2 separate regions of the Homo sapiens genome follow, and region 1 is linked to region 2. The links are chromatin loops, found by intact Hi-C in ENCODE. Cell type or tissue: CD4-positive, alpha-beta T cell. All regions are shown on one strand. Links, peaks and the distances in the headings refer to the core of each region. The heading gives the core; the rest is flanking DNA. Region 1 holds the start of LOC124901375 (a long non-coding RNA gene). Region 2 overlaps LAMA4 (laminin subunit alpha 4).

What was found. Hi-C counts contacts between places; a loop is a spot of excess contacts. Peaks named below come from ENCODE experiments on the same cell type or tissue, not always from the same donor. Only the 100,000 strongest peaks of a DNase experiment are listed, where the experiment ranks them.
Region 1: it touches region 2 in a loop (27-fold over the local background); 6 of 110 quality-filtered maps call a loop at or near these places.

What each region holds. Positions count from the first base shown.
Region 1 is chr6:111,005,785-111,018,519 of GRCh38, reverse strand. It overlaps RPF2 (ribosome production factor 2 homolog), which reads right to left. Exons shown (of 10, transcript NM_032194.3): 7 at 10,383-10,482; 8 at 2,664-2,766. It overlaps LOC124901375 (a long non-coding RNA gene), which reads right to left and starts at 8,299. Exons shown (of 2, transcript XR_007059705.1): 1 at 8,257-8,299; 2 at 4,932-6,688. It also overlaps the pseudogene RNU6-906P. RefSeq lists an enhancer at 1,280-1,924. In CD4-positive, alpha-beta T cell, for the core only: a CTCF peak has its summit at 6,667 (motif pointing left); a DNase peak (open chromatin) is centred at 6,659.
Region 2 is chr6:112,157,951-112,170,685 of GRCh38, reverse strand. It overlaps LAMA4 (laminin subunit alpha 4), which reads left to right. Exons shown (of 39, transcript NM_001105206.3): 13 at 5,410-5,526; 14 at 11,806-11,954. Among named protein-coding and RNA genes, the nearest start is that of LAMA4-AS1, 72 kb to the left of the region's middle. RefSeq lists an enhancer at 7,045-7,094. In CD4-positive, alpha-beta T cell, for the core only: a CTCF peak has its summit at 7,169 (motif pointing right); a DNase peak (open chromatin) is centred at 7,175; H3K27me3 peaks cover 957 bases.

The DNA of each region.
Region 1 (12,735 bases), core at 2,261-10,260, 1.2 Mb after region 2:
AAAACAAAATAAAAACGATGTACAAAATGCTAGATACAAATGGTTGGACAAACAACACTACTGTACAGAAGACACTGTCAACACCAAGCTGTCAGCTCTCAGGCTGCAACACCAGCCACACCATAGCTCAAAATGTACAGCAAAGTCTAAACTCAATGTACAGAGAAAGGCAATTTGTGGGAGTCAGTGTATTCTTTAGGAAACTGTGGGCTCTGTCAGCCAGTACCAACGCCTTAAAAAAGAGAAGTCACACACTTATCTCAAGAACCACAATTGCCCTCTCCCTCTCCCTCTCCCTCTCCCTCCCCCTCCCCCTCCCCGGTCTCCCCCTGATGCCGAGCCGAAGCTGGACTGTACTGCTGCCATCTCCGCTCACTGCAACCTCCCTGCCTGATTCTCCTGCCTCAGCCTGCCGAGTGCCTGCGACTGCAGGCGCGCGCCGCCACGCCTGACTGGTTTTCGTATTTTTTTGGTGGGGACGGGGTTTCACTGTGTTGGCCAGGCTGGTCTCCAGCTCCTAACCGCGAGTGATCTGCCAGCCTCGGCCTCCAGAGGTGCCGGGATTGCAGACGGAGTCTCGTTCACTCAGTGCTCAATGTTGCCCAGGCTGGAGTGCAGTGGCGTGATCTCGGCTAGCTACAACCTCCACCTCCCAGCCGCCTGCCTTGGCCTCCCAAAGTGCCAAGATTGCAGCCTCTGCCTGGCCGCCACCCCGTCTGGGAAGTGAGGAGCGTCTCTGCCTGGCTGCCCATCGTCTGGGATGTGAGGAGCCCCTCTGCCCGGCTGCCCAGTCTGGGAAGTGAGGAGCGCCTCTTCCCGGCCGCCATCCCGTCTAGGAAGTGAGGAGTGTCTCTGCCCGGCCGCCCATCGTCTGAGATGTGGGGAGCGCCTCTGCCCTGCCGCCCCGTCTGGGATGTGAGGAGCGCCTCTGCCCGGCCGCGACCCCATCTGGGAGGTGAGGAGCGTCTCTGCCCGGCCGCCCCGTCTAAGAAGTGAGGAGCCCCTCCGCCCGGCAGCCGCCCCATCTGAGAAGTGAGGAGCCCCTCCGCCCGGCAGCCGCCCCGTCTGAGAAGTGAGGAGCCCCCCCATCCGGCAGCCGCCCCGTCTGGGAAGTGAGGAGCGTCTCCGCCTGGCAGCCGCCCCGTCCAGGAGGGAGGCGGGGGGCAGCCCCCGCCCGGCCAGCCGCCCCATCCGGGAGGGAGGTGGGGGCGCCTCCGCCCAGCCGCCGCCCCGTCCGGGAGGTTGGGGGCACCTCTGCCCGGCCACCCCTTCTGGGAAGTGAGGAGCCCCTCTACCCGGCCGCCACCCCGTCTGGGAGGTGTACCCAACAGCTCATTGAGAACGGGCCATGATGACGATGGCGGTTTTGTCGAGTGGAAAGGGGGGAAATGTGGGGAAAAGATAGAGAAATCAGATTGTTGCTGTGTCTGTGTAGAAAGAAGTAGACATAGGAGACTCCATTTTGTTCTATACTAAGAAAAATTCTTCTGCCTTGGGATGCTGTTGATCTATGACCTTACCCCCAAGCCGGTGCTCTCTGAAACATGTGCTGTGTCCACTCAGGGTTAAATGGATTAAGGGCGGTGCAAGATGTGCTTTGTTAAACAGATGCTTGAAGGCAGCATGCTTGTTAAGAGTCATCACCACTCCCTAATCTCAAGTACCCAGGGACACAAACACTGCGGAAGGCCGCAGGGTCCTCTGCCTAGGAAAACCAGAGACCTTTGTTCACTTGTTTATCTGCTGACCTTCCCTCCACTATTGCCCTATGACCCTGCCAAATCCCCCTCTGCGAGAAACACCCAAGAATGATCAATTAAAAAAAAAAAAAAGAAAGAAAAAAAAAAAAGAACCACAATTACAGCATGTCATTAACTCTTTAATAAACATAGAATCTGCTTAAGAGTTTTTTGTTTTTTGTTTTTTCAGCGCCCTCACTCTGTTGCCCAGGCTGGAGTGCAGTGGCACAATCATGGCTCACTGCAACTTCCACCTCCCAGGTTCAAGCGATTTTTGTGCCTCAGCCTTCTGAGCAGCTGGAACTACAGGCATGTGCCACCACGCTGGGCTAATTTTTCTGGTTTTTTTTAGTAGAGATGGGGTTTCGTCATGTTGGCCAGGCTGGTTTTGAACTCCTGGCCTCAAGTGATCTGCCTGCCTCAGCCTCCCAAAGTGCTGAGATTACAGGTGTGAGCCACCATGCTCGGCCTGCTTAAGATTTATATTTATATTGTGGTAGGGGTAGAAGGCCTAGGCTAGAGAGACAGAGTGAAATGAATCTAGCCACTGAATCTTCTTATTCCTTTTAGACTCAATTGTTAAGACTTAGGGTTTTGAGATTTGCTTTGCCTAGCCAAGGATTTGTGGCTTAGTGCTGTAAATCCAACCAAGAACAATAAAGAGATGCTGCATAAAGCTAGGAAGGGTTGGTGCACCTGGCTCAGCGACAGTGCAGCATCAGATGCTCTGGGGCACTGGAAAAGTAGGGTTTCAGAGGCAAAGGACTGAGGATCAGCACAGAGCTGCTGTCACTGCTATCCTGCCAACTCTCCAAGAAACCTTTTGGCCAGATACCAATTCTAAGTTTGGGCTCTAAAAAACAGTCACACAGTTTTAAACACTAACCCTGAGGATTAAGAAAATATGTGAAGAAATGCACTTACTTATAGCTTCGAAAGTAAATCTTCCCATTCAGTGCAGTGAAGTGCAGAACATACTCTAATCCAGCCAGGCGGATATTTGATACTGTGGGGCCTCTGAAGAAATCTAAAAGCACATATTAAATTATTAACAAAACAAAACAAATACTTGCAAAATTCAGTTACAAAGAACTGCACTCTAAACAGTTTTGCTCCAATACTTATCTAAAAAAGCACAAAAAATGATTCCTGAAAAATGTCTGAAGGTCCCACCCCTTAAGCATTTAATCTCATGACTTTATTTTGGTATTTTGGTGTTCAGTTCACTGAGACATTTAATGTTTCTGTTTTGAAGTTCTTCCTCTGAGTCAGCTCAGCATCAAAAAATCATATCCATTAAAAATACTAACTTTTAAAAAATGTAAATCAAAGCATAAAATTTTAATCTACTGGTAGATGAAGATAGCAAATTTCTATAAAAATGGCTGTTCAAATTGACTATTAAAATCAAATTAGCCTTAATTTTTTTTTCTATGAGGGAGGCCAACAAGAAAAAAACTCTAATAAGAAATCTTGATTATATGAACAAAGGATAAGAAACTTTATAAACTGTTAATGCCAGAAAAGAACCTTGCATATCAGTGATAGTCTTTTTTCTCACAAAGTGGTAATCATACCACCGGTGGCACATGAGAGCATTTTAATGATACAAAGCCAGATATAATTTACTACGTATTTATTTTATCCTGTACCATTCTCCATTTACAATAGGGACATAAAATTTCCTTTTAAAAAGAGTAGTCAGCCATGCACAGTGGCTCATGCCTGTCATCCCAGCACTTTGGGAGACTGAGGCGGGCGAATTGCTTAAGCTCAGGAGTTTGAGGCCAGGCTGGGCAACATGGTGAAACCTCATCTCCACTAAAAGTATAAAAAATTAGCCAGGTTGTAGTCCCAGCTACTGGAGAGGCTAAGGTGGGAGGATTGCTGATCCCACCACTGGACTCAGTGAGAACGACAGAGCAAAACCCTGTCTCAAACAATAACTTAAAAAGAGGAGTCAATTAAAAGAAAATCTCCAGTGAACTGCACGCTAAGGATACTACACAGACTTGGCTATGAAAGAAGTTTGGAAAACAAGTGTGATATCTTAATTTTACAGCTGAGAAAATCGAACCTCAAGGAGGCTAAATGGAAATTCATGAATAACATTTGGCTAAGATAAAAGGTCTATATAAAAGTTTATCCAAGTTTGCTTAGGAAGAGCTGCCCAAGGCAGGTGATGTAGTAAGTGGGAAATTCTGTTCTAGTCCCATTCTGTAGCCACCTAGCATTTTCCTTCCTGCTTCCCATTAGCCCATAAGATGCAGATTATCTCCATGTGCACAGATGAACGCATCTTTTGTTGTCTGCTTTTCCTTTCTTGTGCTTAACCAAAAGAAAATCACAGGCCAGGTGCAGTGGCTCATGCCTGTAATCCCAGCACTTTGGGAGGCCGAGGCGAGCAGATCATGAGGTCAGGAGATCAAGACCATAGGGGCTAACACAGTGAAACCCTATCTCTACTAAAACCACAAAAAATTAGCCAGGTGTGGTGGCAAGTGCCTCCCTAGCTACTTGGGAGGCTGAGGCAGGAGAATCACTTGAACCTGGGAGGCGGAGATTGCAGTGAGCCGAGATTGCGCCACTGTACTCCAGCCTGGGCGACAGTGTGAGACTCAGTCTCAAAAAAAAAAAAACCCAAAAAACAAAAAACACAGCATTAACTTGTATAAAACAAACACAAGTGGGCAGGCACATTTATACACCACCCTCCTCTACTCCCCCAAACAAGAAAAAAAAAAAACTAATGAACATTTTTAATTTAAAAAAAGTACATATACTACATATATTTATACATATATTATGTACGGATGGGGTCTCACTATGTTGCCCAGGCTGGTTTCGAACTCCTAGACTCAAGCACTCCTCCTGCCTTGGTCTCTCAAAGTGCTGGGATTACAGGTTTGAGCCACCACGCCTGGCCTGGGACATTTTTATAAAACAAGTTTGTACTTTTCAAGATATTTTAATCTAAATATCATAATAAAGAGCTTTCCCATGATTTTGCCAAAGCCTGACTCTCCTTCAGTGGCCAAGTTAATAAAGCTCACTCATTGGTGTGGCATTACTGAAGTCAGAGTACTTCTGGGAAACGAAATATGTACATTCCAGTCTGCTCTGAAACAACTTTCATAATGCAAAATTTTCAGGACATCTGTGCTTTGGGAGAAAACTTTAGGAACACAATAAGCACATGGAAAAGTACTCTTTATTAAGTCAAAATTTCTAAGACTATGAATATAAAAGGATTTTCAGTCTGTATCCAATAGTTCTAACCAGCCATCCTTTTATTACAACATTTTCTCTTAACTGCCAAACTGAAATTTCACTAAAGTTTGCAAATCATCAAGGTAACACAAACAAGTAATGAATGAAAACGGGAGGGCATAAATGGTAGTACTTAGTAACCGGAAAGCAAATATGTCTAACAGCATGATATTTTCTGGCTAGAACACAACAGAGTATTGTTTACACATGAATACCATTGGCAAGAATCCATTCACTTAATAAATTGTACCAGAGCACCTATTATGCAAAGTGATAAATGACATATAGCATTTTTCTATCAGGGGCCCTGCATTCTAGGTAGATATGAATACATACAAACAACTGCAATTTAAAGTAGCACATTAAAAGGAGAACAGTATAAACCATTCTGGAAGTTCTGAGGAGAGAAAGATCATTTCTAGTTGGGAAAGACGTCATGCAAGTGGTATATACACTGTTAGGATTTTGACCAAGAAGTATGATAAATAACTTTATGAACTTGATAACCTAAAGTATAATAATACTGTATAAATAAAAGCATGGCTGGGCACGGTGGCTCATGCCTGTAATCCCAGCACTTTGGGAGGCCAAGATGAGTGGATCACCTGAGGCCAGGAGCTTGAGACCAGCTTAGCGAACATGGCGAAACTCTGTCTCTACAAAAAATACAAAAATTATCCAGGCATGGTGGTGAATGCCTGTAATCCCAGCTACTCAGGAGGCTGGGGCAGAAGAATCGCTTGAACAGCTGATGCGGAGGTTGCAGTGAGCCAAGATTGCTCCATTGCACTCCAGCCTGGGTGACAGAGTGAGACTCCATTTCAAAAAATAAACAAATAAGAAATAAAAGCATGTACTTTGGAGAGACCTAAGTTCAAAACTTTAATATGCCACTTGGTAAATGCATGACCTTAGAAAAGCTACTCACCTGTCCAGGCCTCAGTTTTCTCAATTGTATAATGAAAATCAGAATTAAAAATTCCTCTACTCCAAATTTTTTTAAACAACCATATATATAATATGCTACCATTTAAGAAGGGAAGAATAGGCCACGCATGTTGGCTCACACCTCCAACTTTGGGAGGCTGAGGCTGGAGGGCTGCTTGAGCCTAGGACTCTGAGACCAGCCCAAGCAATGCAGCAAGACCTCATGTCTACAAGAAATAAAAAAAATTAGCTGGGCGTGGTGACGTGTACCTGTGGTCCCAGCTACTGAGGGGAATGAGGTAGGAGGATTGCTTGAGACCAGAAAGTTAAGGCTACAGCAGTGAGCCATGATCATGCCACTGCACTCCAGCCTGGGCAACAGAGTGAGACCCTGTCTCAAAAAAAGAAAAAAAAAAAAAAATGATGTAAACAAATTAAGAATGAACAAAATGGGTATCTTGCATGAAAAAAAGTTAACTTTTCTTTCTGGTCAATTAAGAAAAAAAAAAAAAAGGAACTTCCTAAATGAAAGCCCTTCATACATTTCTTGCTCCCTACTGATATTTCATTTGAACACACAACATAAACCAAAGAGCAGTTGTTTTACTTCATATTTATACTGAAAACTCAACTTCCCTTGGTGCCCTACAGTCTGAATCTGTTCCTCTTCTACCTTTCTGCTTCTGTCCAGATTCCTTTTTGGTTTTCACTCCCTTCCCCTCACCACTGCATTATGTGATCATTCCTGCCATCTAGTGGAAGCACAAAATAATGAGAAGGTGGGGCTTATTAAAATACAAAAAACATTTAAACAAATGCAAACAAAAGCTCTCTCTGTTATAACAAATTGTAAGTATCTGCCTCACTGACAATAAACAATTATATGGGAGACCTAGGGGAAAGAGAAAAAGGCAGAAAATCTAGGTCAATGGAGTACAAGTAATGGAAATCTTAGCTGAAAATCTGGCTGACATTTTGGCTGGAAAAATACCCTTGACCAGGCACGGTGGATCACACCTATAATCTCAGCACTTTTGGGAGGCCAGGGCAGGCAGATCACTTGAGGTCAGGAGTTCAAGACCAGCCTGGCTAACATGGTGAAACCCAGTCTTTACTAAAAATATAAAAAATTAGCCGGGTGTGGTGGCATGCACCTGTGGTCCCAGGTACTAAGGAGGCTAAGGAAGAGAATTGCTTGACCCTGGGAGGTGGAGGTTGCAGTGAGCTGAGATCATGCCAGGGCAACAGAGTGAGACTATGTCTCAAAAAAAAAAAGAAAGAAAGAAAGAAAGAAAGAAAGAAAGAAAAATACCCTTGATAATTTGGGATATATAATATTGAGAGAAGGAAATATTAGTCATTGTCTTTCATGTATGAATTTAATTCATGGAAAATATGGATAAGAACCTATAAAGATTCTAGAAGGGATCATGGGAATATGTTTACCACAGGCAAGATGGACAGTAGGGGAAGAAAAGCTCAGGCTTTGGAAGCGTTGGGTTTCAACTTGGCCTTACCTACTTAATAGCTCTCATTTAACTTCTCAGAGCCCCTGTTTGTTTTCCCATCTGTGAAATGGGAATGTCATCAAACTCAAGAACTTTTGTAAAGATTAAACAGATAATAGTGGTTCTTAGTTTCTTTTTTAAAAAGTAGCTATTACTAATACGGGAAATAAATTCTAAAAATTATAATCCCAAGAATGGGTGACGTGTTTTTTTTTCCCCTAAAAATTATAATCCTGACAATAAAGACCATAAATAATCCCAAAAAGGGAAAATGAAAGCAATGTATTTGTCACAGTTTTTTTGGTGGGCTCAGATTTGTAAAGCATGTGCATACAACGTAATTTTATACCCCATCAATTTTTCAAAAGTGATCTACAGCAAAGTATATAAAAATTTAAAACAAGGGTAACAAGAAGTGTAGCATAAGCTTGTAAGCATGGTGCAAGAAAAGCTCAAATGGAATAAAGTAGACAAGGCCACTGAGCATCAGATGGAGGCCTCGCGGCTGTCAACACTAAGGTGAAATAGGACCATAAAGGACTGCTGCTTTGAGAGTATCAGTGTACTGTGCAGGAAAAGCTGAATCTCTCAATCCCCATGAGGGAAAAGAAGCAAAAAATTCAGTAAGAAGATTTTCTTAAATTGGAGAGAGCTAGGTGTGGTGGCTCATGCCTGTAATCTCACCACTTTGGAAAGCTGAGGCAGGTGGATTGCTTGAGCTCAGGAGTTTGAGACCAGCCTGGGCAATACAGGGAGACCCATATCTCTACAAAAAATTAAAATAAAAATTAGCTGGGCATGGTGGTGTGAACCTGTAGTCCCAGCTGCTCAGGAGGTAGAGGACTGCTTGAGCCCAAGAGGTCAAGGCTGCAGTAAGACGTGATCACACCAGTACACTCCAGCCTGGGTGACAGAGCAAGATGCTGTCTAAAAAGAAAAAAAAAAAAGAAAAAAAAAAAAATTGAGGGACAGAGAGACAGACCCAAGACCCTTTAAATTAGTACCAATCTCTTGGAAAATTAAATTACTTTCCAGAGTTATAAAAGAGCTGGCAAATATAATTGCAGAATGCTAAGTACTAATAACCTTTTAAAAATCATGGAGGCTGGGTGTGGGGGCTCACACCTGTAATCCCAGCACTCTGAGGGCTGAAGTGGGAGGATTGCTTAAGCCCTGAAGTTCAAGACCAGCCTGGGCAACACAGTGAGACCCCATCTTACAAAAAATTTTAAAAATTAGCCAGGCATAGTGGCATGTGCCTATGGTCCCAGCTACTTAGGAGGCTGAGGTGGGAGGATCACTTGAGCCTGGGAGGTTGAGGCTGCAATGAGCCATGATTGAGCTACTGCACTCCAGCCTGGGCATCAGAACACGACTTGCCTCATAAAGGAGAAAAAAATAGAAAAGGATGTAGTCCTTATATTCATTACACAAATCATTTAGAACTAGCATAGTTTGCTAGGTGTGGGTTATCTGTAGAACAACCTCACAAGGTTCTTGTTAGAATGAAGCAGTGTATATGAAGTGCCTACTATATGCCTGGCACTTAGGATGATGATGGTAATAAAGTAAAAATGAGCCAGGGCCTGTCGCAGTGGCTCATGCCTGTAATCCCAGCATTTTGGGAGGCCAAGGAGGGTGGATCGCCTGAAGTCAGGAGTTCAAGACCAGCCTGGCCAACATAGCAAAACCCTGTCTCTACTAAAAATAAAAAAAAAATTAGGCCTGGCGCAGTGGCTCACACCTGCAATCCCAGCACTTTGGGAGGGCGAGGCGGGTGGATCACGAGGTCAGGAGATTGAGACCATCCTGGCTAACACAGTGAAACTCCATCTCTACTAAAAATACAAAAATAAGCTGGGCATGGTGGCAGGTGCCTGTAGTCCCAGCTACTCGGGAGGCTGAGGAAGGAGAACGGTGTGAACCCGGGAGGTGGAGCTTGCAGTGAGCCGAGATCGCGCCACTGCACTCTAGCTTGGGCGACAGAGCGAGACTCCGTCTCAAAAGAAATTAGTCAGCATGGTGACGGGCACCTGTAATCCCAGCTACTCGGGAGGCTTAGGCAGGAGAATCGCTTGAACCCGGGAGGTGGAGGTTGCAGTGGGCCGAGATCACACCATTGTGCTCCAGCCTGGGCAACAGAGCAAGACTCTATCTTTAAAAAAAAAAAAAAAAAAGGAGCCAGGAAGGTCACTGAGGGCTTCCCGGAAAAGAAACTTGATGATCTGACACTTAAATGAATAGTAGAAACTGGATAAATAAGAGCAATATCAGAATACACAATAGAAATGTGAATAATATATTGGCAATAAACCCTTTCTAATGGAAAAAAAGAAGGCAATAGGAGATCAAGAAGGCCAAGCTACATTGGTTATATATTGTGAAAGGCCTTGTATATTCAACTCAGAAAAACTAATTAAGGTTTTTGAGTTGGAAGTCGGTGATACAAACAATCTTGAAATTTTAATCCCTCAACTTTCTAAATTTAATTTTAAATGATGCTAGGAATGACAGGAGATGGGTGCAGGAATTTTATAAAACACTATACAAGTAATACCTAAGTTACTAACACATCCAGAAATAATCATCTACACAGTACAACAGCTGCTTTAACTCTCCCGAGATACTTAGGTGCTTTCCTGCTGCTGGTAAGGGAAAAAAAAAAGAGAAAGGTCCAAAAAAAGGAGGAAAAAGAAGTTGTGCTCGCTTCGGCAGCGCATATACTAAAACTGGAACCATACAGAGAAGATTAGCATGGTCCCTGCGCAAGGATGGCATGCAAATTTGTGAAGCACTCCATTATTTTAAGTATATAAATATTATTTTTAAAATAAGAGAAAAAAGAAGTTACAAACCTAAAGTAGCAAAGTGCCACCAGTGAGAGTCTGAGACTGTCTTCCTGAGCTACCCTGAAGATAATAAATACTAAAATACTTACCAATAAGAAGACTTTTTAGTCTTCTATAATCTTCTGTTACATCGAAATCATCGCCAGCAAATATCAGCATGGGTTTTGTTCCCTCAGGACATTTACTGTTCTAAAAAAAAAAAAAAAAAGCAATTATATAATTACCAAAGTCTAAACTGTTTATATATTGATTTTGTTTTTTATTTTTATTTATTTTTTTTGAGATGGAGTCTCACTCTGTCATCCAGGCTGGAGTGCAGTGGCACAATCTCAGCTCACTGCAACCTCCACCTCCCGGGTTCAAGCAATTCTCCTGCCTCAACCTCCTAAGTAGCTGGGACTACAGGTGCACACCACCATGCCTGGCTAGTTTTTTTGTATTTTTCTTACAGACTGGGTTTCATCATGCTGGTTAGGCTGGTCTCAAACTCCTGACCTCAAATGATCCGCCTGCCTCAGCCTCCCAAAGTGCTGGGATTACAGGTGAGAGCCACTGTGCCTGGCCTATACTGATTTTAAAGTAGTCAATACTTTACACTAATTTATTTTCACATTTTATTAACTGTTCCAAAATGATGTCTGTGAATACTGATATTAGAGGCAAAAACAGAGGTGGGTTTTTTTTTCTTTTTAAAGAGACAGGGTCTCGCTGTGTTGCCTAGGCTGGACTCAAACTCTTGGGCTCAAGGCATCCTGCAAGTAGCTGGGACTACAGGTGCAGGCCTGGCTAAGATGACATTTTTAAGCTTCTAGACTTCTATACTAAAAAAAAAATTATTTGTTCCATTCATTTACATTACCAAATAAAAGATGGCAAAAGAATGATGTAAAGGGCTTTTTTAACATTAGTCTACGCAAAGAATAAAATTAAAAGTTACTCTTGCAAAAGGAAAACAAAACAAAACAAAACATAACACAACACAACCAACCAAGCAACCAAAATAGACTTCTGATGGCCAGCAACCCTGAATCAAAATAAATTTAAGGCCAGGTGTGACGGCTCATGCCTATAATCCCAGCACTTTGGGAGGCCAAAGCAGGAAGACAGCTTGAGGCCAGGAGTGAGTTCAAGACCAGCCTGGGCAACACAGTGAGACCTCATCTCTACAAAAAACCTTTTTTTTTTGAGACGGACTTTCACTCTTGCTGCCCAGGCTGGAGTGCAATGGCGCTATCTCGGCTCACCGCAACCTCCACCTCTCAAGTAGCTGGGACTACAGGCATGTGCCACCACGCCTGGCTAATTTTGTATTTTTAGTAGAGATGGGGTTTCTCCATGTTGGTCAGGCCGGTCTCGAACTCCCGACCTCAGGTGATCTGCCCGCCTTGGCCTCCCAAAGTGGTGGGATTACAGGCATGAGCCACTGCAACTGGCCAAAAAAAACTTTTAAAAATTAGCTGGGCATGCTGGTGAGTGCCTATGGTCCCAGCCACTCGGAACGTGAGGTAGGAGGATCGCTTGAGCCTAGAAGGTGGAGGCTGCAGTGAGCCATGATCGTGCCACTGTACTCCAGCCTGGGTGACAGAGTAAGACCTTGTCTCATGAATAAATAAGTTTAATTATAATTTATTTGTACCACTGTGCCTTTCCCACTATACCCTATAAAAAGTATTTTAAAATGAAGGCTATGGGCTGGGCACAGTGGTTCACGCCTATAATCCCACCACTTTCAGAGGCAGAGACGGGGCTGATCACTTGAGGTCAGGAGTTCAAGACCAGCCTGGCCAACATGGTGAAACCCTGTTTCTACTAAAAATAGAAAAAATTAGCTGGGCGTGGTGGTACACGCCTGTAGTCCCAGCTACTCCAGAGGCTAAGGTAGGATAATCGTTTGAACCCAAGAGACAGAGGTTGTAGTGAGCCGAGATTGCACCACTGCACTCTAGCTTGGGTGAGAGCGAGATGCCATCTCAATAAAAAAAAAATGAAGGCTATAGGCTAGGTGTGGTGGCTTACACTTGTAATCCCAGCACTTTAGGAGGCCAAGAAGGGCAGATCGCTTGAGCCCAGGAGTTTGAGACCAGCCTGGGAGACACGGTCTCTACAAAAAAATACAAAACAGGCTGGGCACGGTGACTCACCCTTATAATCCCAGCACTTTCGGAGGCTGAGGCAGGCGCATCACTTGAGGTCAGGAGTTTGAGACCAGCCTGGACAACATGGTAAAACCCTGTCTCTACTAAAAAACACAAAAATTAGCCAGGTGCAGTGTGCCTGTAGTCCCAGCTAGTCGGGGCTGAGACAGGAAAATTGCTTGAACCCAGGAGGTGGAGGTTGCAGTGAGCTGAGATAGCGCCACAGCACTCCAGCCTGGGCGACAGAGACTCCGTCTCAAGAAAACAATAACAAACAAACCAAATACAAAACAATTAGCCAGGTGTG
Region 2 (12,735 bases), core at 3,176-11,175:
CATTTAGCACAATGTCTGACACAAAGTAACAACTCAGTAAAAACTGGGTTGATGTAATGAAAACCTTAAGGACTTTCCAATTTGGGGATCCTGTAGTTTTGTCAGATTGTGCCCAAGTTTATTGAAGATGCATTTTCAGTGCTAAGTAATAAGTGATTCTTCTCATCCTGAAAGATTTAAGCCCATACCCCTAGCCTGCAGGATAACACTATTCTACTCCCAAAGAAGATTAAGAGCATTTAAGTAAGACAGAAACAACACTGCAACCTCATGCAACAATTCTCAGGGTTCACCAGTGAAGACCCAGAACTATGTTCCGTACTGCAAGCCCTGAAATGAGAAGTGGACCTGCCAACCCAGACCGGTCCTGGTAGGACAAGGGCAAGCAATGGCCTGCAGGAGATCCCATCCAGACCACAGCTGTGCCCTTAGCCACAGGGAGTAATGTTTATTGCTGAGAAAAAAGCAAGACCTATTATTAATACTACCGATAATGATAAACTGTATTTGGTTCTCATTTTAGATTGTGAGTTCTCGATCTCAGCCAAGTGCTTTGTCTTCTACATAGCCTTGTGCTAGAGAACACATATGTTGTGTGTTAACATGTTCCATTCTCTTCTGATTTATTTTTAGGAATAGATCTTACCTCCAAAAGTCCTTTGTAAATTTTATAATCAGGAAGGGGAGCACACAGTCAATGAACTGAGAACCAAAGTATCTGCTTAGGCACAAACCAGCCGATTTGCTGGTGGTTGGTAAATGTCAGGGTGTGTGCAAAACACAGTGGACTTTGTAAATGTAACAAGCAAGAGGACAGTGTTGCCTATATGAAGAGACTTCAGTTCTAAAAGTGAATGAATGCCAGAATAGCTTTTAAATAAACTTATACAGATTTTTTTAAACTTCATGCATATGGCTACCAAAAATTTGGCATTTTTGATTCAGACAGATGGTAGTGCTCATTTTAACTTTACCAAACAAACCCTTCTACTGCATACAAATGAACAGCATGAGCAAGATTTCAGGAAGGGAACAGCATAGCGTTGAGGAATTTGAAAGCCCTGCTCCACCTCAGTTCTCCTTCCTCTTCCTGATCTTTGGATCTGGCATTAGCCACAGTTGCACCCCTTTTGCCCCCATCTCTTCCCTCAGTGACTTCACCCAATCTCACTGCTTCAGTCCTTAAAAGGGATTTATTTGTGGGTCTGCATCCTTATTCAAAACTGAGCCCCACAGCACAACTTTCATATTTGTGTCTTTCTGCAGGAATAGCCACGTGGATTAGCCTTGCTATTACCTGCTGAAAACCAACACCTTTTTTCCTCCAATTTCCTTTCCTATTTTCTCATTCTTTCTTATTCTTGTCCAGGGTTCTCCTCTCCCCTCCAAGTCCCCAGGGTCTAAGTCAGCCCCTCCTGCTCTGGGTTCTCCAGTGATTTCTCCATTCCTTTGTGTCTCACTTGTGGATATTTTGGTCTGCCCCCTGCCTAGGGTCCCAGCTTCTCTCCCCTTGAGATTACTGCCAGATTCGATTTCAAGGTATCTCTAAATGTATAGAAACTATGTAACCAACCTTCATCAAATGCCTTCAATGGCTTCCTACTTAAGAAAGGTAAATTCCTCAGCCACCCATGATCTGAGTCCACCTACTGTTCCAGTGAATTTCTTGACTTTCCTACAAACTCTGCCTCTTAGCCACTGGAGACCGTGCACATTTTCTACTTATTGCCTTTGCTCATGGTGTCTCCTTTGCTCATCTCTCTCATCCATGAGTACTTCTGTCTAGCCTTTAAGCCAGGTTAAGTGTCTCCCTCTGTAGAGTGCCTCGCCTACTCATTCCAGTCCAGTGGTTCCTGCAGTCTTATATCCTTTTGAGAATTCAGTGAAAACTATGGAATATGCAGGCACACAGACACACACACAGACACACATGCACATACACACACATATATATCCCTGCCATGAGAAAAATGTGCACTTGTTCGCATGTATAAGATTGACAGGCAAGTTCAGGTAGTCCACCTTAACCCTGGGTTAAGAATGCTGGCTCGGTGGCTCACGCCTGTAATCCCTGCACTTTGGGAGGCCAAGGCAGGTGGATCACCTGAGGTCAGGAGTTCAAGATCAGCCCAGTCAACATGGTGAAACCCTGTCTCTACTAAAAATACAAAAATTAGCTGGGCATGGTGGTGGGCACCTGTAATACCAGCTACTTGGGAGGCTGAGACAGGAGAATTGCTTGAGTCCGGGAGGCAGCGGTTGCAGTGAGCTAAGATTGTGCCATTGCACTCTAGCCTGAGTGACAAGAGTGAAACTCCACCTCAAAAAAAAAAAAAAAAAGAACACTAGCTGCCAGAAGGAGTCCTTCCTTCCTCTCTACTGGTGCAGCCATTGGTTGTATCACTGGAATGATCACCAGGCTTCATCACACTAAGCATATATTCTTCTATGTTCCTGTCTAGGAGTCACTCCTTTTTTTTTTTTTTTTGAGACGGAGTCTCGCTCTGTTGCCCAGGCTGGAGTGCAGTGGCGCGATCTCAGCTCACTGCAAGCTCTGCCTCCCGGGTTCGTGCCATTCTCCTGTCTCAGCCTCCTGAGTAGCTGGGACTACAGGCACCCGCCACCACGCCCGGCTAATTTTTTGTATTTTTAGTAGAGATGGGGTTTCACCAGGATGGTCTCCATCTCCTGACCTTGTGATCTGCCTGCCTCGGCCTCCCAAAGTGCTGGGATTACAGGCGTGAGCCACCGCGCCTGGTGGAGTCACTCTTGATTGCTGAATGCATAACTCTGTGTGTGTGTGTGTGTGTGTGTGTGTGTGTGTGTGTGTGTGTGTGTGTGTGTGATGGTATGCATCTAGTCTAACCCCACTAGACCGTGAGCATCCAAGGGCAGCACTCCAGCCTTGCACAAATTGTATCTTCCTAGCACCAAACACAATAACTTGCATTTGTTACATCTATTGATGAACAGATGGATGGACAAATGCTTGGAGCACTGTCAAGTAATACAGATTTGATTTATGTACACTGGTTCTTCATGATCACAAATACTCTTATTTCATATTAACTTGGACTTCTAAATTACTAAACACTACTTTCACCATTCTTTTGCATACTTTTGCAAAATATCATGAAATTTTAATTCCTTCCAACAAAATTTAAAATCCAATGTTTTATTTATAGTCTTTCCTACGACAAATAGATTTGAATGGATCTGACCTTACTGGAATTTGACTCTGTGTTTTAGAAAACAAACTTAAGTGGGTTTGTTGTTGTTGTTTTGAGACACAGTCTTACTCTGTCACCCAGGCTGGAGTACAGTGGCACAATCTTAGCTCACCACAACCTCCACCTCCTGGGTTCAAGCAATTCTGTTGCCTCAGCCTCCCAAGTAGCTGGGATTACAGGCATGTGCCACCACACCCGGCCCAAATTTAATTGTTTTAATTTTACATTTCACTATTACACCTACAGCATGGGCTAGAAAAGAATAATCCCCAAATTTCAGTTATCATACAAAACCAAAAAAGTACCCACAGAGCTTAATCATTTTGACATGTACCAACAGTAGCCATACAACTAGCAATTACATTATTTTGTCATCTTACCTCTATCTCCAAAGGGTAACAGAATGATTAAAAACTTATCAGATGAACATGAGATTGTATAGTTTAAAAGTAAGTAAAATACTCCTTCAAAAGCACTGTTTAGGGATTACTATATACCCAAGCTTTACCTTCCCAGGACTGTTTTTTGTTGTTTTTGTTGCTGTTGCTGTTGCTGTTGTTGTTGTTGACCGTGGAACTTTTTCTATTTTTTTGCATATGTAATATGCACAGTGAAGCATGCTGAATAGTGACAATTGTGTCATTTTCATAATTATCAGTTTTCAACATTTTACTTTGTTCAAGTTGACCACTTTTCTGTGGAAATATCTTTATTTGTTTCAAAGCTAATTTTATTCATTTCTGTCTAATGCTATATACGGTAAGTGGGAGAAACTCATTAACTTGAAGCATATTGTTTTTCATCTACTGCAAATAAGCTTATATACAGTGCTATTAGCACACAGCTTTGAAGTTTGTCTCTGACTTCAGGGTGTTAGCAGTGTTCTCCCGCAGTCACCCAGAGAGAACTTACAGAAGGGGTAAAGAACACTGTAAAAGGAAAACAGTTCTGTGAGAGGTAAATAATACCAACCTTTTTTCAACTCCCTTCTTTTACATATTTTAATACACATATTTTACAGTATTGCTTTTGCTGTATAACTCCCAGTCTTTGTAAAGATAAGAATAATTGATCTCAGATAGTCACACTGTATTAGGCTTGATGGATATTCAGGGAAAATTGTTTCTTTAAAAATGTTCTTGCATTAAGAGGATGTTCAAATGTGATTCTTTTCTGTCTCTAGACCTACACCTACCCCATAACAACATATCTGGAGAAGATGGGTTCCATTCTTCCTTTTCTTTAAGCCAGAAAAGACTGCAGGGAGTAAGAAAGGACATTAAGATGAACTTAAAAAGCTTTAAAGTATTTCCTTCTCTATCTAGGCTTCTATAATTATTTCTATGATATTCTAGATTACACTATAATGTATATTTCAACTCTGACTTGTTACTATTTCTAAGGTAACTTCAACTCATTTTTCACTCAAATTGTAAAATGAGTCTTTTACTTTTCCCTCCTAAAGTTTCTTTCTATGTTTCTTTCAAACTCTAAACTCATTGGAAGCCCCATAATATTTCTTCAGAATCACAATGTCCCTGCCTCTAGAACCTAAAAGTGATGGTAGAAATTAAAGTACTCATCAAGACATGTATTAGTATTTACTTTCCCTTCTCAAAACATCTGAGCATTTACAATAAAGAGCTCTGAGAGGTATGAAGCAAGATTAAAATTTGATGCTTTAATAGTAGGGCCATTTTTAATTTTTAAAAGGACATAATAAGATTATTTTTGTATATTCTCTGTTCCTGTCCAAATGGGCTGTTTGTGTCAGGCCCAAGGCTGGCACATGATAAATACTTTTTGAATTAATTCATATTCCAATCACTGCAAATATAGAGCCTGTGTTCAATCCTTTCTCCATAGTCCTCTTTTATATTCTGGGAAAAAGAGACAAATGCCCTCTCTAAGGCGCTAGCTCTCTTTGAAATGACGGTGTTATAATAATCCTCCGTATGTCTAATCTCCCAAGATTCTTACTGTTGTTATCTCTGTATTATAAATGAGAAAGCAGCATCAAACAGGTAGCATTCCCCAAAGGCACACAGCAAGGATGGAGCTGGGATATGAACCCAGATTTGTCTGAGTCCAAAGAGAGCAAGTTGACATTTACTGCTCTCCCCAACGCTTTCCCTAAAGACATATTCACTTCACTCTCCCTTACTCTTCCTTCCCGCAGAAACAACAGGAAAGAGTGAGGGAACAAATGGAAGTGGTGAACATGTCTCTGAGCACATCTGCGGACTCTCTGACAACACCTCGTCTAACTCTTTCAGAACTTGATGATATAATAAAGGTAAGGACGCACGTGACTTGTTCAGGTTTGTATTTCCAGCAGGTTACAACAGCAGCTCAGTGTCACAGAATAATAATAAATTCATATCTAACCAGTGAGCAGGCATTATAAAGATCAGATGACTGAATGTTTTAGTTTCTTGCACTGTACGATGACCACCAGCCACATATGACTACTTAAATTTAAATTACTTAAAATTAAATAAAATTAAAATTTTAATTCTTCAGTCACATTAGCCACTTTTCAAGTCCTCAGCAGCCACATAGCTAGCAGCTACTATATTCAGTGGCACAAGCATTGTGCAGAAACAGGCATTGCGCCACTGAATATAGTGGAACTTCTTGCAGAGAGTTCTATTGAAAATGCTGCTCTCGATCCATCCTACTCACTCTTCACTCATAAAGTTGTGTTTGATAAATCTGGCATTCAAAATCAATAAAAGTCACATTTTGTAAAAGTAGAAAATTTCCAATAAAATGCAGTGAACTGAACTATCATGAAATTACTCTTAGTTCATTTTATTACCTTTCGAAAGATATCACTTTAAGGTCATTTGATTGTCCGTTGACTATTTCAGCACCAAACTGTCTTTCTCTCCAAACTGACTCCCATCACTCTCCTTGGTGACAGCAAAATCCATATGGATGAAGTCACCGACTCTCTGACCTCCAGCTCCTTGAACTTGCCCTTTCCAGCAAGCTTATCCTCCAGTCCACCTCTGTTTTCCCACCTATGGCCATACCCAGATCTTGTCCTCAGTAACAGTACCTCCTCCCAAACCCTAGTTTCAAGCACCTCCCTCCCAGAGCACCATCTCCTATCTCACTTATTCTAGAATGCCCACTCCAGTAATTCTCTGGCCACATGGAGACCTCCCTGCCTTTTTTACCGTACCCCTCTCATGTCCTTTCTTCCCTCCTTAAGCAGCTCAAATTATCAAATATAATAATTCTTTCAAAATACCCTTAACTACCATATCTGCCTGTTCCTCTGTTGTACCTACCTGAGATTTCTGACTCATCCCCAGCACCATGGCCATACCAGAGCAGCTGCATGCGACTGGTGGGAACCCACTTCCCATGCTATCAGTTCTGCCTGGTGACTTGGCTTCCTGCTTTCTGAAAAATTAGAAACAAAGAGAAGAGAACTCCCTTCATCCTTCCTCCCCAGATCCGCCGGCCCGCCTGCATCTGTGCCCACACCTCTGCCTCCCCTCCGTTGTAAGCATTCCTTCTCCTGCCCGGCCTTGAAAACAGGTTGCAGGGTTTCACTCCTCAAGTTATGCCCTTTCTTCTGAATCATCCCGTTCTCATTCTTTACTTAATCATTACCATCAGCGTACAAACGTGCTGTACTATCTCCTATCTTTTAAATATCAAAAAGAAAAAAGCCCTGTAAAAAAATCTTTTATAAAGCTTGCATCCCCTCTAACTTCTGCCCTACCATTCTGCTCAGCTTCACAGCAAAATGTCTCGAGTGACTTATCATTGCTGTTTCTACCTCCCAGACTCCCACTGTCCCCTATACTCGGCCGTTTCTGAAGGGGGTTCCATCCCCTTCACTGAGACTGTTCCTGTCCAGGTCACCAGCGACCCGCCTGTCTCTCCCGGGCTTTCTCAGCCCTCCCTCCTCTAAACACCAGGTGGCGCCCTTGTCCTGGCTGCTCTGGTACCGCTCATGGCCTCTACCCTGGCTAGCGGTTTCTTCCCAGCCCCCTTTGCTAGCCTCGCCTCTGCACACCCTCTAAGTGGTCAATATTTTAGGCTCTGCAGGCCACGTACAACCACTGTCTCTTATTTTTTTCTGGGTTTTGTTTGTTTTTAATTTTTTTTTACAACCGTTTAAATATGTAAGATATATTCTCAGCTCAACAGGCTTTGGTTTGGTGCAGTGGCTCACGCCTCTAATCCCAGCACTCTGGGAGGCCAAGGTGGGGGAAAGTGCTTGAACCCAGGAGTTCAAGACCAGCCTGGGAAACATAGTGAGACCCCCTCTCTACAAAAAAGAAAATTTTTTTTTAAATAGCTAGGCGTGGTGGTGCATGCCTACAGTCCCAGCTGCTCAGGAGGCTGAGATGGGAGGATCACTTGAGCCCGGGAAGTGCAGGCTGCAGTGAGCCGTGATGGTGCCTCTGCACTCCAGCCTGGGTGACAAGGTGAGACCCTGTCTCAAAAAAAAAAAAAAAAAAAAAAAAGATTTGAGCTGCACTTGACACTGGGCCATGTTGATCTCTGCTCTGGATAATGAATGGCTCTGTGCTTGGTCCTAGGCCTTCTTTTCTACCTATACTCTCTCCCTAGCTGATCTCATTGACTCCCTTGGCTTTAAAGAACAATTACACACCAATGAATACACAATTATACCTCCAGCTATGACACCTCCACGGAGTTCCAAACTCCTATATCCGAGTGCTAACTTGACATTTTCAAGTCAGAACTCAGTACGACTGTAATAAAGTCACAGTCTCATCTATGATGTATTAATAATAGACATATCAAACTTGACATGTCTTAAATAAAACCCACTCCTTCCCCAGTCTTCTCCATCTCAATAAATGGCACAACCCAATTGCTCAAATCAAAACTCCAGAGTCACTACTGCTTTCTCCTTTCTCCTTATCTCTAAAATGAATCTTGATTTCTTTCTTTCTATTTTATTTTATTTATTTTTTTATTGTTATTTTTTTTGAGACGTGGCTTCATCCTTGTTGCCCAGGCTGGAGTGCAATGGAGTGATCTCGGCTCACTGCAACCTCTGCCTCCTGGGTTCAAGCAATTCTCCTGCCTCAGCCTCCCGAGTAGCTGGGATTACAGGCATCCACCACCATGCCCGGCTAATTTTTTGTATTTTTAGTAGAGATGGATTTTCACCATGTTGGCCAGGCTGGTCTCAAACTCCTGACCTCAGATGATCCACCTGCCTTGGCATCCCAGAGTGCTGGGATTACAGGCGTGAGCCACCACACCAGGCCTTGAATCTTGATTTCTGACCACTTTCCTTGTCTCTACTGCTGCTCTTTGGTCCAAGTCACCTCATCTACAGTTTAAATTGCCACCAGAGCCTCCTAGCTGATCCAACTGTCTCCACTCTTGTCCTTCAAGACATATTCTTTATGCAGTAGCAGAACAATCCTTTAAAAACATAACCAACATTATTTCTACTATAGACACTCCCCAGTGGCACTTAAAGTAAGAAACAAGCTCATTTTGTCATGGCCCATGAGACCCTACATGACCCAGCTCAGACCCACTTTTCTGACCACATACCCAACTCTTTTCTCACTCACTGCACTCCAGCCCAACAAACTCCTCTCTATTTTTCAAATATACCATACTTATTTCCTGCCTCAGGATTTCTGCACCTGCTGCCCTCAGATCTTCAAATGGCTGGTGTCCTTATGACCCTGACATCCAAATGAACCCCTTACCCCACTCACTCCTCATCCCACCCCACCTGTCATATGTTATTCAAAATATCTTTTACTCCCTGAAATTAGCTTGTTTGCTTGTTTGATCACTTGTTTATTACCTGTATCTCTCCCACTAAACTGTAAATTCCTTGAAAGTGGAGACTGTGTTCAAAGGTATTCTACCCCCAGAAGAGTTCCTGGTCCATAATGAGCACACAGGGAATATTTGTTGATGGAATGAATGAGTAAAAGTGGTATGTCCATGGTCTATTTTCCACTTATACAATTAAAAACATTTTTTTCAAAGTATTGTTCCCCAGATGACCAACCAAAATGGCTAGAGGTTTAATACTGCCTCCATAAAAGTAAACCCTTTGTACTACAAACCCTTTGTGCTACATTCTGGGATTACAAAAATAAGTTAAACTCAGTTCCTGCCTCCTAGGATTGTATGATGTGATGAGTTAAATAATCACTTAAAATTATTACAATCATTTGACACATGAATGAATAATAAAAACACATGGCAACACTTAACTCATCCTGAGGAGGTTAGGGATGGCCTCAAAAAGGAAGTGATATTTGAGCTGAATTTGAAAGGAGGAGTAGAGCTTTCCAGGTAGATTAGACAGAAAATAAAGGAAAATTATTCCAGAAAGGGAAAATATTTGCAGAGGTAAGAGACCAGAAAAAATTGTGGAGCATTAAAACAACAACCAGTTGGTCAAGATTAGACCATGGGATATAGCAGGTTGGGGGTCATGAGAATTGATGAAATTGGTGAGAGAAGAGCGGTCAGCTGATGATGTCATGCTTAGAAATTGGACTCATTCCTGCAAAGCAACTGGCTGATTCTGAGAAGGGAAATAACATGGTCAGATTTTCTTAATAGGAAGATTACCTTTCCTGCAAGACAGTGGAGAATGGATTAGAATACTCAAAGACTGCCCTCAGAGAAAGAAGTGAGATCACTCAGGGGAGAGGAAAGGGCTGGGAGTCAAATGCCAAGTTTCACGGTCTCTTTCTTGGTCAGGGAAAGAGGAGACCCAGGAGATAGCATAGTCACAGAAGCTAGGAAAAGAAAAGAGTTTTAAGCAAAGACAGTGGCCAACACTGTAGCAAACCACAGATGGGTCCAGTAAATAAGGATGGGAAAATGTCAAGTGGATCTGGAGATTTGGGGCCAGGTGTTGGTGATCTTGGCAAGAAACATTTCTGTAAAGTGCACTGTGTCAAAGCAAGAGAAAAAGCTAGAAGGGAGCCTAAAGTGAAAGAATAAGGTTTTTTGTTTGTTTGTTTGTTTGTTTTGTTTTTTGACGGGAGATACTTGAGCATGTTTATATCTGAGAAGAGTCAGTAGCTAGAAAGCAAGAATGAATAACGGGGTTACCAAGACAATGGGGCAGCATGCTTTATACAGAAAATGAACATTTTCCTCTTAAAATTGGAGAGAAATTTTTGTGTAGGTGTAGCTATAAATACATCTATAGAGTTTGCGGGGAAGGGCTGGGGGCTGGTTGCAAAAAGCTGGGGAAATACCTGTTCATTGGTTTTGGAGTCTCTGAGGGAGTTAACCAATAAATAGTGACCCTTTCCAGAACCCAAGTTCTAAACAGGTGGAAACATAAATAAAATAGTAAATACAGAGACCAAGGAGGTTGCCTTATTTCTGAAGCAGCTAAGCAGCAGGCATGGCTTTAGGTCTCTTAGCCAAGTGGGGTAGCTGACATTCAGTCCCAGTATTAAGCAGCTGTGCCCACCCAGACAGGCAACACCGTAAGGCTTAGATGGGGGTTCTGCCCAGAATAGTTTTAACATGGAGGAACACAGGAAAACTCAGGCTTTCTGCTGGCAGCTTGCTCCCAGGACAAAGAAGGGTGGAGTTGAGCAGAGCCTATAGAGTTATTCTTCCCAAATTTACCCACAAAATCAACCACTCCCCTCTCACAGGAGTAGAGTGAGGAAAGGGGTAGAGAGGTCTGGAGTTTCACTCACTGTGCTCCCTGCATATAAAGGAGACATCAGAAGTGTGGAAGAAGTGTCCCCCACTAACAGTTTATGACCTCCAAATAAAAAAGAAAATAAAGTGATCTGTTTACAATCAGATGGGGGTGGGTGAAGGAAATGTTGGCTTAGGAATCATGACAATGTTTAGAATCACTATTTGGGTGACTAGGAGAACAAATCTCTTTGCAGCATTGAGGGGCCAGCCAAGGCTGAAACTCACGGGTTTGCAGGAACATCCGTCTACACAGTTGCACGATCTTTAAGCAAAATCGTAGGTCTGTGGTTGTATTAAAAACCAAGAGAGCCTGTGTTACAAGGTGATTTTTAGGAAGTAGTCAGTCACCTGAAAGGTAACTGAAAGGTCAGATGAAAACTGAATGATGTCCATTAGATTTAGTAACTTAGATGTAATTAACTTCTCTTTTGGTAGAGTAATGGAGTAGAAATCAGACAGGACTAGGTCAAAATAGGAAATATAAAGTGAGAGAAAATAGAGACAACATATATAAACAACTTCCATTTTTTGAAATATGTTGCTATGAAGAGAGCAGAAAAGTATTGTAGTAACATTAGGGACATGTGTGGATAATTGAAGGTTTTAGTTTAGTTTTAGTTTTTAGGTCTGAAATGGTAGAGCATTTCTGGGTTGTGAATGCTAGCTAGGGAAGCAATCAATACAGAAGAAAGAGCTGGCAATGCGGGATAAATAGACATATACTTACAGTATTTTAGACTTATGTGGTCCTGCACTGAAATTTACTGACCTTCATAATAAGAAAGAACAGAGATTATCTTTTGGTGCCTAGGAAAAATGTTTTAAGTTCTTCTAAATTCAATGTATTTATTAAAATTTTTTTCTTTAGAATGCGTCAGGGATTTATGCAGAAATAGATGGAGCCAAAAGTGAACTACAAGTAAAACTATCTAACCTAAGTAACCTCAGCCATGATTTAGTCCAAGAAGCTATTGACCATGCACAGGACCTTCAACAAGAAGCTAATGAATTGAGCAGGTAATATCCTGGTTTTAGAAATGCAAATATCTACATGGGGTGAATAAAATATTACTATTCAATTCCATATGTCAGAACTACTGGGATACAATTTTACCAGGTTGATTAAGGTTGGGTATGCTTATGTGTTGATATGTTGGTTGGTTGGTTGGTTCCTTGGTTGCTTGGTTGGTTGGTTGGTTGGTTGGTTGTTCCATCTGAGAGTCCATCATTGTTCATTGCAATTGTTTGGGGGAGCTGGTCTTTTTTATTTAAAAAAAATCTGTCATATTAAAGGTCTGTGTTCCGGGAAGAGGGGGGTGTCTGTTCCACAATTTTTAGTAGGATGACCAAAGACAATGTATAAAACATTGTCAAATAAATCAGATCCCTTTAGAAGGTCTAATTCTAACATTACCTATTTATTTCATAGACAGCATTATCTTTCCACACCCAAGTGTCTTAAGTAAAACTGGTCGGGAATTGGCAATATAACTGACTTCTGATAAATACTCCACAGTGCCCAGCAGGAACTATTTGATTTCAACACCTGTTAAGAGAAAATCAATTGGCAATTTTCCTCCCAGCACCTAGAATAGAATCACACACCTCTTGGACACTCAATTAATGTTAACTGAAAAGTACTGAAAGATCAGAATTGAATTCATGACCCTGAAATAATAGGCAAATAATGAGATCATTATAGAGAAAGACTAGGAAAAAAGGACCAGTAAAGGTCATTAATAAAATAAGAACCAATATTAACTTCTGTTCAAAATATAAATCACCTTCTTATTCTTGA